2 separate regions of the Homo sapiens genome follow, and region 2 is linked to region 1. A link is a loop called in an ENCODE intact Hi-C map of the cell type or tissue named here. Cell type or tissue: heart right ventricle. All regions are shown on one strand.

Region 1 (8,000 bases):
TCCCCTTCCAATTATTCTACAGACTTGGTTTCCACAGCAGGGGAAGTAAGGAGGTTAATTATCTGGAAACATGGCTATCCTTTCATTGTTCTCCTACTCAATAATGTTATAGAATTCATCTTTTTTTTTAGATTCAATTCTAAAAACCTAATCACTTTTCCAACTTTGGCCCCCACTGTTACCCAATTTGCAGTTATTTTCTAATCTGTTTTCTAAAACGTACCATGCTCAGCACTTCTTACATCTTTATACAGCTGTTATTCCTAGGACACCCCGCTTTGTCTCTGTATCCAAACTCTACCTGTACTTTAGGAGTCACCTCAAGGTCCTTTTTCTTTGGGTAGCCTTCCCCCAGCATCTCTACCTCTTATTGACTTTCCCTTTTCAGAACCCTTTTAATCCCGGGACATGGCACTTACTCATTTGCATTAATGATCTATACTGTACCTTCTTTAGTGATGTTTTCATGTGTGCTAGTCTTGGAACTCCAGGGAGACTATAAATTCATTGAAGACAAGAGTATAGTTTATTCTTTTTATACTGTGCAGTAAATGTCAAAACAAAACTAGCATAGGGATTTGCAAAGAATAAGTGCTTGATAAATATTAATTCTTACAAGATCTTTAAATATTTGAAAGATGAGAACAACCCTTAAATTCGAACTTTAAATTTGTTTATGATGGCCACCATGCCATTGAACCTGTTTTGAACCCTAGTGAACCTATTCAATATAATGGAACAAAGAATCATCAAATGCTTCCAGCTGAATATACCTGTACCCTTTCCAGTAACAATATAAATTTTTCTCCATCAAAGTTAGTTAACCTCACAAAAAGGAAGAGGATTTTTATTCTGTGTGTTGCGTAGGTGGAAGAGCAGCTACATCTTTCATTTATCATTTGAGGTCTTTATTCATTTAACAACTATTTATTGGAAGCCTACTATATATAAAAGATAAACCTACTATGGACCAAATGCTCCAACTCTATGGTCCATCAGAATATTCTATCAGCATGAGCAGTGGAGGCAGGCAGCTATAAGGTGAATGGCCCACTCGTACCTCCCTCTGGCAGAAACAGTGGTGGATTTGGTCATTGTGGCACATGTAGGTGCTGGTCTCCCTGTTCCCACCCTACAGCTGCTGCTATTAAAATGAAAGCAGGAGCCCCAGGGCAGGATGCAGGCCTCTGAGGATCCATTATAGTCCATTCCTTTATGCCTTGAAAATCTTCCAGCCTTCTCCTGTCCTCTATTAAATGCAAATATACCACAGAAAAGAAATGTTTTGAACCACTATTAGGCAACAACTGTCAGGACCATATGACCACCTTCTAAATATAAGAACAGCACGTAGCAAGCCAGGAACAGAGAGGATATCAAAGACAATGTTATAAGCGCTAAAGACAAACCTCATCTATAATCTGCCTAGGAAATGCCCAAATTCCATTCTATACGTGTGGGCAGGGGTATATTCAACTCCCTCTCATTTCCCTATTTTTCTGGAGCCAATATTCAAGTTTTCTTCAACTCTGGGATATATATATATACACACACACATACATACATATACATATATATACATATATACATATATACATATATATACATATATACATATATACATATATATACATATATACATATATACATACACACAGATATACATACATACACACAGATATACATATACATACATATACACATATATGCATACATATACATATATGCATACACATATGTGTGTATGTCTGTGTGTGTGTGCGTGTGTGTGTGTGTGTCTGTGTATTTAAAAGGTCTTTCTACCTAGGATAGATTATAGAAAGGCAATTTCCAAAATGGCCCAGATTGCCCACTAATGCACTCTTTATCCTAAACTTCCCAGTGACTTATGTTCCAGAGTATTCTTTTTATAATATTTGCCTTTAGAAAGTCTTAATCCTGATTCCCAACTGTATTCAAGTACGATCACTTTAGTAACTTGGTGATATGGTTTGGCTGTGTCCCCACCCAAAATCTCATCTTGAATTGTAATCCCTATAATCCACGTGTCAAGGGCGGGACCAGGTGGAGGTAAATGAATCGTGGGGGCGGTTTCTGTCATGTTGTTCTCGTGACAGTGAGTGAGTATCACAAGATCTGATAGTTTTATCACCATCTGGCATTTCCCCTGCTTGCATCTCTCCATGCTGAGGCCCTGTGAAGAAGGTGTTTGCTTCTCCTTTGCCTTCTGCCATGATTATAAGTTTCCTGAGGCCTCCCCAGCAATGAGGAACTGTGAGTTAATTAAACTTCTTTCCTTTATAAACTATCCAATCTCAGGTATTTCTTCATAGAAGTATGAGAATGGACTAATACACTTCAGGAAAAAAAAAAAAAAAACCCACCTTATTTATTTGTTACCCTCAGTAGCTTACTTAATCATTTGTCCTTGTGTAAACAATGTGTGTTGAGACCCTAGGCAAGTATAATTCTGTTGTCTAACCTAAAACAAAGAATTAAATTTTTTTTTCATTTCATAAAGGAAAAGCTAAACTTTTGTAAAATGGCAATACAAATATCAACACATGTTATGTTTAATTAGTTGGACTAATATGAAAGCTGTCTGTGTATCAGCTTTTTAAGATTTTCATCCTGATCTTTGAGAACTGAGCAGTGCGGTTTTGCTGCCCTCTTGAGGAAAGACAAGAATCATTACACCTACTAATTTAGAGTTTTTATGTTCTCATTATGCTTATTGGAACTAATTAAATTACTATTAATTAAACCACAAATTAAAATAAGTTTTGAAATACTAATTGTCTATTAAACATCTCAAATTATATCCTCATGAGTAAACAAAGAAAAAGAATAAACATCTCAAAGAAACTTATAATCACTACATTACTAAACTTTGAAAATAACCAATAAAAGATATTGGGTCCACTATTTGACCTTTCTGGACAACCAACATGGAATAGTCATTTACTCAAAGGAACTCAGAAAGTGTGTGGCTCACTTATAGTCCTGGATTGCCTGTATAAAATGTAATGAATAAAATAACAAAAATAGGAATCATCCAAATCTATTATAAATAAATTTATCCTTTTACTCGCAGGCGAATTTAAAATTTGTGGATGTTAACATACTAAGTTCCTATAATTTAAATCTCCCAATTCATGACAATGAAAAAGCAAACTCCATAAGGAGTAGCTCCTTGTTTATTTATTCAACAAGCATTTATTCAAAGCCTTCTATGTACTCTTTATGAATAATGCCAAAGGTCAGTTGAGAAATCAATGAGTTATTTAATTCTTTCCTATTTGCCCTCTGACACTTCAAATGTGTGGCCAAATTTACACTCAGCATGAAAGTCAGCTATCAGGAAACTGGCCCAGGTGCATACATCTTCACCCATTCTCCACCTGAGCAATCAAACCATTAATATGTATTAAGAGCTCTCTGCCTGCACAGTTCTAAAATTTTAAACCTGTGAAAACTGAGAGTCAACTTTCATGTTATGGACTGGTCACAATTTTGGATATGCACACTGTAGCATGGTACTAGAGTGACCACTAGAGGTCGCATCAGGTGGAATTTACAGAGGCTGCTCATACGCAGATTGGATTCTCCTCAGGGGTGTGTCCTTTCCTTTCTTCCACCCCACACGGCCACTAGTGCCCCCTCCCTTGAGCTTGGCTGCCCAGATTGCTCACTAATGCACTCTTTAACCTAAACTTCCAGTGACTTATGTTCCAGACTATTCTTTTTATAATATTTGCCTTTAGAATGTCTTAATCCTGATTCCCAACTGTATTAACTAATTCAGACCACAGGCTTAATGAGTGATCATTGATTGGTGTCTTTGTCTTCTTATGTAGCATTTTTTTAACAGAGCCAGATAAGGACAAGCTCTGTGGTAATATAACAGAATGATTAGCAGTGCACCTATTTGGTTTTACAAGGTGGATATGATGACAATGTACAAAAAAGAAAAACTTATTTCTGTAGACTTATTAATTTCTACCCTGAATGCAATATCAAGCATGTATTATTGATTTTTATGTTATGTTCAGCTAAAAAGTCCTTCAGTCTAGAGATTTCAGATAATAAAAAGTCCAGGTCAGAACAGTCCCGACTAATTGTATAATGACAATCTCATTTCAAGTTAAAACTTCTCTTCTCTCCCAGCTTCAGACTTGGAAGCCTGCAATGGGCAAATAGGATGAAGCTGGCTTCCTTTCTCTTCCTTGTTCACCTCCTCTCCTGCTAGGTCAGGCCCAGGGAAGAGGAGTTGGCAGGAAAGTGCACAGCTGCTCCATGGTGACACAGTTGTGATCTCACATCATTTCTCTCCGGTCTCCAAGGCTGATTCTCCAATAAAGGGTTTTTGGAGACAGCCCTCGGACACCTTTGCACTAGAGTGCACCAACTGCCTCTCCTCCCACAGGCTACTTACTGCTCCCTCCTGCTGGCCCTTGGGCTTCTGGCTGCCCATTTCTCTCCTCAAGTCCCTTCACCATCAGCTATACTCCAGCGGAGGATGCTGACCAGCTCTCTTTTCTGCATTCACACAGCTTTCACAGGAAATGCTACTTTTATTCTCCCCCTTGTGTACATGCCTTTGCTCCCTGTTTAGCACTTTGTATGGTGCTACCGGGCAGAGGCACCTCCAGCCACAGCCTCTCACCTTTAGCTTCCTCAGGCATGAGCCAAATATCAGACACTCTATCCCTCAAACTCCAAGAGACCCTCACGTTCCTCAACATCCTTCTCTTCCAAAGAAAGGGAGAGGGGAAGAACAGCATGTCAACAACACTCTCCAAAGAATTCCTGACTCTCAGCTTCTTTGACTTCAACCTGTTTCAAAACTCAAGTAAGTGATTGTTTAAAGCTATCTTTGTGTTGCCATCTTTCTAGTTCCACATGAGTAGTTTGGCACCTTTTCTAAATTATAGGGCTACTTAAGAACAAGTATTTTGTTCCTGGCCTTTGGGACTTGTATAAAACTGAAGAACTGGCCAGGCACAGTGGCTCAGGCCTGTAATCCCAGTACTTTGGGAGGCTGAGGTGGGCGAATCACGAGGTCAGGAGTTTGAGACCAGCCTGACCAACATGGTGAAACCCCGTCTCTACTAAAAATACAAAAAATTAGCTGGACATAGTGGCGGGCACCTGTAGTCCCAGCTACTCCAGAGGCTGAGGCAGGAGAATTGCTTGAACCCAGGAGGCGGAGGTTGCAGTGAGCCGAGATTGTGACCCCACACTCCAGCCTGGGCAACAATGCGAGACTTCGTCTCAAAAAAAAAAAAAAAAACTGAAGAATTAGGGAAAATGTTATATAAAATGTCCTCTGAGATCTTGTGGGAAAGTTGTTAACATCTTTTTACTTTTTTTAATTTATTTTACAAATCTGTAAAATTGAGCCCATGCTTACACCTACCTCATAGGGCAGTTGTCAGCATTTATGGTGATAATGCAGACTTTGGCAGGAAAAAAAAAAAGAGGCAGAAAAAGACAAAGTCTGCTGTAAATAATGGAAAAGCTTGTGAAAGGAAAATAAATCTTGAGGCCCCCAAATCACTAAGCTAAAGGGAAAAGTCAAGCTGGGACTACTTAGGGCAAACCTGCCTCCCATTCTATTCAAAGCCAACCCCCACCCCTGCTCACTGAGATAAATGCATATCTCATTGCCTTCTTTGGAGGGGCTAATCAGAAACTCAAAAGAATGTAACCATTTGTTTCTTATCTACCTATGAGCTGGAAGTCCCCTCCCTGCTTGAAGTTGTCCCACCTTTGCTTCCAATTGTCCCACTTTTCCAGAAGGAACCAATGTTCATCTTTCATATGTTGACTGATGTCTCCCGTCTCCCTAAAATGAATAAAAGCAAGCTGTGCTCTGACCACCTTGGGCACGTGTCTTCAGGACTCCTGAGGCTGTCACGGCTGCATGTCCTCAAACTTGGCAAAATAAACTCTCTAAATTAACTGAGACCTGTCTCAGATATTCAGAGTTCGCAACCTTTAGGAGCTACATCTCAGTGCATTCAGTAAAAGAATAAACTTAAAGCTAAGACCTCATAAGGAATGTCACCCCACATTCCTGAAATCTAATGTAAAACATTGCTGTTGTTATTGTGTTTAATTTCCACATAAATAGCAGTAATACTATCACACTACATGGGCAATTAAATAACCCTTTATTTAATTAAAGTACTTCATAGATAAGTGTGCTAACAACCTTATCAGAGCTACCACTGATGAGTTCCAAACCAGATTTATCAACCCATCTTGAGTGTCTCCTCTGATTCTTCAGCCTCATCTATTTTGTGGGCCATTGGCTGCTTTCTCTGTAGTAATTGCAGCCACAGCAAGTCATACTAGGCTGTCCAGACATCCAGAATCTCTGGGCCTCGCTCCACCTCTAAAGCAGTGGAACAATGTTGTAAATTTTCTCTGGAATGACCTTTAGCCAACAGGAGACAGGAGACATGAGTGAGCTCACAGATAAATTTCCCCCACAATTTTCCATCTGTTGGGTTGTTCTGAGGTACAGTGTTTTTTTTTTTTTAGAGCCATAAGCAGTGGCCCACTTGGTATATCACCTTGAATTTGCTTCTTAGACTTCTCTGTCTCACTTCTTCTTTTCTTCACTCTAACTGTACTGCCATGTACCTCCTAATTAAGCATTATCACTTCAACTTTCCCTAAGATTCTTTTGGTTAAGTTGAACATGAACTTAACTGTAAATAAGAAACCAGAAATAGCATCATATTTCATAACTTTCCTTTATTGTGGAATAAATCTGGACAATCTGTCAATTTATTCTTTTTCTTGGAAAAAATAGAAATTTGGAGTGTTCACTGAGATAATTTGGTAAAGCACTAAATGCTTATTACTACTCACAGTATGATTAATTTAAACATCTGCTGTCCACATGCTGCATCAACCTAGTCCAGCTCAGCATTATCTCTTGCCTGGACTTGTACCAAAAATTCCTAGCTGGCCTTCCTGACTGTAGCCTTAACCTGTGTCAACACATTGCCCTCCCTGCTGCCAGAATGATTCATCAGTCAGGATATACTAACTGCTGTAATAAACAACCCCTAAGTCCCAAAGCTTAACACAACATCTGCCTATTTCTCACACGTCTCAATTCAATGAGAGACAAAGGTGGATAAATGTCTATTCCACCTAATCTTTTAAGGACTTGCTTCCTTCTTCCTAGTGGCTCCTTCATCCCCCTAGAGTTTACATCCTATTCTAGATACTGTACCTCTCACCTGCCAAGTAGCAAAGGAAGAAAGCATGGAAGATTGTACACAAGAGGGTTAGACCCCCTGCCTATAAGGGGCACACATCACTTCTGCCCAACACACCCTTGGTGGTTAATTTTATGTGTTAACTTAGATGATGTTTCTGAATGGCATTAACATTTAAAACAGTGAACTTTGCATAAAGAAGATTGCCCTCCATAATATAGATGAGGCTCATCCGATCAGTTGAAGGCCTGAATAGAACAAAAAGACCAGCCTCCTCAAGCAAGAGGGAATTCTTCAGCAAACTACCTTCACATTTCATTGGCATCATAGACTCTCCTGAGCCTCTGCCTGCCAGTTCACACTGCAGATTTTGGACTTCCCAGCCTCTATAATCACAGGAAACAATTTCTTATAATAAATCTGTTTCTGTCTATCTATCTATCCATCCATCCTATTGGTCCTGTTTCTCTTGTGAGTCCAGACTAATACAAACCCTTGGCCAAAAGTTAGGTATATGGCCCCTAACTGCAAGGGAGCTTGGAAATGTACCTTGTAGAAGAACAGGCAAGACATGAACAGTGGCAGCAAAACTTTCTAAAATAGGCAAGTGATCATATAACTTCCCTGTATTAAATCCATCTTTTTATTGTCCTTGGAACAATATGAAAACTTATTCTCAAGCTGTCAGTTCTTCAGATCCTTATCTTTGTCTTCAGTGGGGCCTCTGACTACCTCACTAGCAGTATACAGTCAGATGTATTT
Region 2 (8,000 bases), 120 kb before region 1:
ATTAGCATGAACTTCACTATTTATATTGTTCAATGTTAGTTTTAAATGTAAATACAAGAGCATTTGTATGTGAAATTATTGAAATCACACAATTCACATTTTGTAGCTCATACATGCATATATATTTCATTCTTACCAGCAAAGGAGAAACACAGCACAAAACTAAATCAACTGTTTTTATTTCACTTCTTGATTACGTGCACATTTTACCAATACTTTCTACCTTCAGTTTACTGAAGAATTCAAAAGGACTGAAAGGAAAAGAAACTATAGGTCTGATATGGTTTGGCTGTGTCCCTACCCAAATCTCATCTTGAATTGTAGCTCCCATAATCCCCATGTGTTGTGGCGGGGAGATAACTGAATCATGGAGATGGTTTCCACATACTGTTCTGTGATAGTGAATAAGTCTCACAAGATCTGATGGTTTAATAAGGGGTTTCCCCTTTTGCTTGGCCCTCGTTCTCTTGTCTGCCACCATCCATGGAAGACATGCCTTTCGCCTTCCGCCAAGATTGTAAGGCCTCTCCAGCCCTGTGGAACTGTGGGTCCATTAAACCTCTTTTTCTTTATAAATTACAGTCTCTGGTATGCCTTTATCAGCAGTGTGAAAATGGACTAATACAAGGTTGCTCTCTTTTTCCTCCCATGTCATCATTTTCAGCCTAGGTGGGTAACTAATACAGGAAAGTAGCATGAGTATGAAAGAATAGAAGTGTTTCTCATAGCATCATGTCATCCTTCTGGAACCTAAGCACGTTCTAGTGAGAATGGAAAGAATGGCCACTTGGGCTGTCAGCTCTGTGCTTACTTAGTACAAGTAACACACTTTGAGTCTCTCTGAACTCCCACACATCCTGGGTCTACTGGAATTCTGTGTTCATGGAACATCTTATTGTGTTCGAGATGCTCAATGAAAATAAGGCAGCAAGAAATGACAGATTCACATACTGCATATATATCCTCTATTCATTCACAGGCATGCTCCTTTGTCCCAACAGACTTCACTTACAAACCACAAGTCCAAAGATAATGTTATTAAAAACATCAGGACAACAACAGCAGAGCATTAAACCAAGAGTGGGTTCCTTCTGTGTGTTGGCCCAGTGCGACTGCACAGGTTGCACACCCTTGAGGCTAGCCCTGCAATGAGTTTTCTGGTATTCTAGGCCAATACACCCCTATAGTAGAGATAGACTCATTTAGCAATCATCTTGCTGACCAGGATCATTAAGAGCATACAACCAATTTCCCTTCTCTGTGTCTATGATTCATTAGCAATCTTGCAGTTATAATTTGTCTTCCTAATGTAGACTTTTCTCCAGAACAGCAAATAATAATTCATTCATTCACTCAGAAGTTAAATTTCTCACTGTAGTTCAATATTGTCATTTTGCATAAAGGTATTTTGAATTAGTTAACAAAAAAAAAATGGCCAGAACATGACCATTCTTAAATACAGCCCCAAAATCAAGTTTTCTGGACATACAAAGGTGAAGACTAAGTAATGACCAAAGCTGACACATTGAAAATTCAACAATTTTGCATATTCGTGTCCCAGCAACTATCCCAGATATGTATCTCTATTATTTCACCTTCTGCGCAAGAGAATTTCTCTCTTAAAATATTTTACCTGAAAGTTTATGCACATCAAGTGATGTGAGAAACATAAAATGAAGCACATTTTGAACAAAATGGTTAACTTATTTCTAAACCACTGGATATATAGAATAAAGGAGAGGTCACTAAGCTATGGTTTAGAGCACCTGAACTGTAGTTCCCAGATCTGCTTCACACTGGCTGGGTGACAAGAGCAAGTTTTATAACTCCTCTGTGCTTTAAGTTCCTTATCTACAAAATGAGAATTTTAGAATAAATATTCCCTAAGGCTTCTTTCTGATTTATAATTCTATAATTCTATTGTACCTGGAAAATGAAAACCAAGCATGTCTCTTATTGCCATAGCTCTGAGGTATGAGGATATATTTTATACAATTTGTGGGCCCCAAAATGGGGCCATCTCAATCAGGCTGTAAGAAGGTTTGCAGAAGGGGGTGGGGAGAAGGGGGTCCATTCATCCAAGACCTGACTAGCAAATGTGTATTTAAATCTGTGCTGTGCTCCTGGAAAACAAATTGTCTCCCCTTCTAAAATATTAAAATTAAAAATTTTTAAACAGAAAATATTCCCAGAGTCTTTTCAGTGGAACATTTACATTTTTTTTCAAATTTTAAGTGGGATATTGAAGAGTATACTTTCTAAAAGCCTACAGGACACCGTTCATCAGCTCATGTGATAAGCTGTTTAATGTTTTAGGCAACAATGAGAAGAAGCAAGATTTTTTCACCTCTCCAAATTCTACCTAAAAATTAAAAAAAATATATTCAGCTTCCCATATCATCCTAAATCTGGACTACAAACGCTTTCTCATATAGTTATTGCTAATCTCTAGTGGATCAATTTGAATTTGGCTCCCTTTAGCACATATAAAAGCCATAAAATTTGCCACTAGAGTAGAATTGATCAAGCCCTTCCTAAGACTCACCTGTAATTTATTAATCAAGTCATTTAACTTGTAATATGAGCCTCTATGTACTCATTTTAAAAGAAAAAGAACTGAACTAGACATCTCAGTTATTTTAAATTGAGCCTATTCCATTCAGTCTACTACAAAATTCTAAGACTTATAGTTCTCAGTTAAATTTTCTATCATTTTGGTTTTACTAATTAATGATTTAATCATATATTGTGCTTAGACTTTTTCGATCACAAAATGCATCTGCATGACGTGAATCCTAAATATTATAAAAATCTGTAACCCAATTTTATATATATTTCAGTAGGTAATAAAATGATGTTTAACAAAACATTGTTTCAAAATAAAATGGCTTTCATTTAAAAAAAAATAGCTATTGTTTGTTGAATGTTTTGCTTTAAGTCATTTTTAATTTTAATGCTCAAAATATATTTTGACATGGGCATAGTTATTTTCATCACACAGTTGAGTAAACAGAAGCTTAGAGAGGTTAAGTAACTTACCCAAGTCCCCAAAGCCAATCACGGTCAGTTAAGACTCCAACACTATCTCTCTTTCTCCATAGGCCATCCTTTTGAGTGTGGATAACGCCACCTTGTGTCTGTCTATGACAGGCCAATAACACCGATAACAAATGAACAAAATGACTTTCATAGGTCCAACCAAATCAATGCCAGGATACAAATTTTCAGCTTACAGAAATCATCATATAATTTTTAGTCTTCAGTAAGGACTGTTTCACTTTTCTAAAAAAGGGAGGAAATAATCACAATAAAAGCAAGCTAAAGAGCATTTAAAACTCAAATCATATGACAAGAGTAAATTGTAAAGCTTAATTCTTTTTTTATTTCCTGACTTAAAATGGATCTAAAGCATGTAACTAGGTTCAGAAGCCAATTTATTACCAATACAATCAAGGGAAGAGGAAAAATGAAGAAATAAAGAGAAATCAGTCATGAAATGTTCTCTAATTAAAGTATATCATCTGATTTTTTTACCACCTGCGAGTAGACAAAAGAAAGCTATATTTGAAGTAAAGAGTTCTGTGGATAACACTCAAGATACACTAAAATAAAATGGTCCCAATTAATAAAATGGTATGAAATTTGATTACCTATAACAGTCTTTTTATGGAAAAAATAATAATGCACTGTAGCTTAGAGCAATAGTGTAAAATACACCTGTAAACCATTAAGAAGCTTTTTGTTACAAAACTGAACTGCTGATGCAGCCCTAGTATCAGCAAATATACCATTTTATTGAAGACACTAAGGCCTACAGCAATTCAACAGAAAATTAATTAGCATCAGCTCACCATAAATCTCAACAGTATTAGCTAAAATGCCAATTTTGTAATCACTTTTCATTAAAGCCAAAAATACTAATTAAAATTGATTTTTGCCTGTACTTTGGTGAGCCACTGCCAGTTAATGGCTTTCAGTTGTAATGCAGACCTTTACTTAAATTAATTTTGTATGTCGTCTCCTTCTCTTTTGTAAAGATAATACAGAGTGAAGGGATAAGAGCTGTGGATGCAGGAAAGGGCAGTTCATATGCAGAAAGAATTGTCCACATGTAGTGGACATAAAGTGTTCTGAGTCTTTTACCAAAGTTTGCATGACCATGCTACTTTGTAATCTGTTTTTGAATATTTTATTTCATGAGCAAAGATAAATAGGGCCTTTAACAAATAAATTATAAGACTCAATTATGATAAGAGGTTTGAATAGTTAAATAACATATTTCTTTTGAAAGAATGTTCTGAGTGAAGTTACATTCTTATTTATGTGATGTGATCCATCTGTGAAAAACTATCCTGTGAACTTAGTCCATGTTTGGAGGCTCAGCAAGACCCAATAAGGATTAAAGTCTCAACATGTGTTAAATGAAAACTAATATCTATATAAATGTCAAATTCCTTTTACTGGAGTTAAGCAGAAAAAATAGCAATCCATAAATCTCTTAAAGGGTAATTTGCAAAGGCTTTAATTGTTATTTTAACTTTTATTTAATTTTTTTAAAAAAGGCATGGTGCCAGAGTTGAGGTTTTGGTAGCATCAAGATGAGTTACATAAGGATTAGGGGTTAGGTTTTTCCAATAAGTAATAGAGGATAGGGAGTAATTTATATTCAGGATCTCTAAGGAGCCCCAAATTAGAACCAGAAGCCATATTGTCAAAGCAAGTTCAAGGCTCTAGAGTTCCTTAGATGTCGAATGAAAAGTTGGCCAATATTTCTAGATTTAGAATATAGAAAACAATATAAAAGTGTTCCCAAATAAGAAATTCAGGTCAAATATTCTAAGATCCATTGAAGAGAGGTAGGAATAGGCAAGGAACACATTTCACACATGATGTCTAAGGTTTTTATCCATGATGTCCAAGATTTCATACAAGATTTAGAGAACAGCATGGGATATGACTCTTTGACCTTAAGGCCTTTACTCCCTACCACAATCCCTACCCCTAACTACTAAAGCTACAAACTTAACACTTTCTATTACATTATCATGAACAATCAAAATAGATTTCTTCTTAAAATATTAGAATAGCAAACTTAATGAATATCTAAGAGTTGATAAATAACAGATATATATCTCTCAGATTTATTTGTAATGTGTTAACACAGAGGAGTTAGTACAGACTTGACATTGAGGCAGCATAAATCCTGACCATTAAGAATCCCTCGATTCAGAATTATCACTAAACTAAATAGCTTCCATCCCAAAATGGGATGGAATGAAAATTTCAGTTTGGACCATCAATTCATAAGAAGAAAGACATCTTGCGATCCCCATGGACTTATCTAGGTAAGTCTTTATCTTCTTTTTATCCAAGCATATTTTGTTTACATATCTGGGATCATATTTTAGATTCTTATTTTTAAGTACCATGGATGAAATATTCAAAAATTCTACATGTAAGATGACATTGAAAAGGGACTTACAATTAATGTTTGCCACTAGATTATTTGTCAGGCATTCCCAATATCTAAAATACCCCAAATCTTACATCAAGTCATTTTACTTGATTTTTAATGATACAGAAACTATCCACTCATATCTCATGGTCATTAAGTTTTCTATGCACCTCTACTCTGAAGTATGTGTTTAGTAATTTTCCAAGTGCAAGTAATTTAGTGATTGTTGGCAAGTATTTTTCCCACTTACTTTAAGTGGTCATCAAATATGGGAAGAGCTTCTATCTAAACTTAGTTTCAATAATAAAGCATAAGAAACACTTGTCACTGTCAATGGAAATACAGTGAAAGCAAAAAAATAAAAATTCAGCAAACTATCTCAGAAACGACTTTAACTATCATGACATAGAGTCCAGCTAAAACTATATTTAACTGGATTCCTGAATTCGTGTCAAATTGTGTAAAAAATCATTCATAATCAATGTCTTTCATAATTACCACTTCTCTTGAATTTATAATTTTTGATGATCATTCAAATGCCTGAGGTTAATTTATTGTCTACTTTTGTTTGATTTACATGTGGAATATATCTTCTGAGCCCTTATACATTGGGAATGTCTTTCTATTGCTCAGAAACGTAAAAGACACCTTGGGGAAATGCACAATTTAGCATTTCAAATTTCTTCCCTCAAAATTCTCCATTTTAATGTCATTTCATTATGACATTTAGTACTAAAGAGAAGTCTGAGGCTAGTCTTTTCTAAAAAAATCATTCTTTTGGAAGCAACTTAGTAAACTTTTCACCAAAAGAGAAAGTACCAGATGTTTTTCTGATTAAAAAAAATTGTAAAGCTGTATTTGTAAGGCAGATGATAATCAAATTGCTTAAAACCAGTTATAAAGAGGAAGTCTTAAAAGCACGGAAAAAAACATTATGTGCAGGGAAACAAAGGTAAGAATGCAAACAGTTTTCTTATCAAAAACAATGCAAGACTTGTAGAATTGATTCTGCATAAATGAGAGGAAAATGTTAAATCTGTATGCTGATTTTTTTTAAAGTTTGTATATTCCCCTCTCTTAACACTGGTTATTGCTGCTAAGTGTTCTAATGTTTATGTCAGATACCCTAAAACCATCAAACATTCTACAAGTTCTTTTCCTCTATATGTATTATTTACCCACTTATTCTTTTTATTGGTCTCTCTTTATTCTCTCTGATCTTGGAGAGCTTCTGCAAGTGATCCTCCATCACTGATTTAATTCTTTGATGGTATCAGCTCTACCCTTCACTACACACTTAACACTTCTCATTACTACTTCTATCATTATGTTACCTTTCCATCTCAACCTCTGTCTTCCTAATGACTTTCTGCTTCTATTTCATAGAGGCCAGAACTTCATAGTGCTATAAAAGATGGTAGGAGTCTAATAATTTTTCCTGTTTCCTGCTATGGATAATTTTAAAAGATTGTTCTTACTCTACCATTTTAGGATCTATCCCATCTTCATTTTAGAAGACTTTTGAGAGTTCCTCCATTTACATTGTCTACTCCTACTAACAAAATAAGAATTTTCCACACCTAAAATTTTTTAAAAGTCAGAATATATACATTTCACTTAGCCCAACTTTCTGTTTACTTGGATGCCAATTAAATCTCCTTCCAAGACATAGGATCGCTTGCTGTATAAGTTTTCTAATTATTAGTATCAGAACTAGCAGGATTTAATTCAATGTAGGTCTGTTGGAGTTAAAATATAATTCTTACTCATCCCCATTGTCTGATATTGTGAAAATATGTTATATATGGAAATCTAAAATCTCCAGAAGGTAATGCTACCAGAATTCTTCATACCTTTATTGGGCATACTAACCTTCTAGATATCAGTCTCCTCAAAATTGTTTTGGTTTTCAGGTGTGGTTTTAGATATTAAAATAGGTACAAAATCTGCATGGATAAAATATTATTGGTTAATGATTGAATATGGCAGGGCAATGCTATTCAAGCTGCCATAAATAGTAAAATCTTTACAATAGAAAGAACTCCACCCAGTTTCCTGGCTAATATTAGAGTTCTAATTATTTTATGGGAATTTTACTGAAGTCACTCATATCTGCCCAAATCAAAAAAAAGTTTAATTTTACAAGGAAAAGAAACAATTATAACATCAAGTAACAGAAAAAAATTAGAAAAGCTTTCCAATACTGCCTTAAATTTTTCTTCATGATAATATATATAATAGAACTGTTTTCAATCAAGATGGAAAGAAGACTGATTTCTGATAAAGAGAAAATAAACAAAAGAAGACCTATCGCTGTCCCACTCTAGTGCCTAGGCAGAGTTTCCAGGCCACAGTGCAGGGAAAGGAAGCTCAGGCAGAACCCAGTGGTCTTCCTGAGTTGAACTGAGTTAGGATTCCAAGGAGGCCAAGGTAGCTAGAGTTCACAGGGCAGAGTGCCAGAGCGTACAGTCCTATACACAAAGCAAGCCCCTGAAATATGCAGAGGATACCTCTTGAGCCTTCAGCAGAGTGTTAATCTTTGCAT

What was found. A loop is a pair of places that touch in the nucleus more often than their neighbours do. Peaks named below come from ENCODE experiments on the same cell type or tissue, not always from the same donor. Only the 100,000 strongest peaks of a DNase experiment are listed, where the experiment ranks them.
Region 2: a loop joins it to region 1, with 2.4 times the contacts of the local background. A loop is called at or near these places in 2 of 110 quality-filtered maps.

The regions. Positions count from the first base shown.
Region 1 is chr21:17,920,756-17,928,755 of GRCh38, reverse strand. It overlaps a transcript of CHODL not described here. Among named protein-coding and RNA genes, the nearest start is that of LINC03147, 39 kb to the right of the region's middle. In heart right ventricle, CTCF peaks have their summits at 2,671 (motif pointing left), 3,346 and 3,546 (motif pointing right); a DNase peak (open chromatin) is centred at 3,575.
Region 2 is chr21:18,036,343-18,044,342 of GRCh38, reverse strand. It overlaps a transcript of CHODL not described here. Among named protein-coding and RNA genes, the nearest start is that of LINC03147, 150 kb to the right of the region's middle. In heart right ventricle, a CTCF peak has its summit at 3,148 (motif pointing left); no DNase peak of the experiment used is centred here.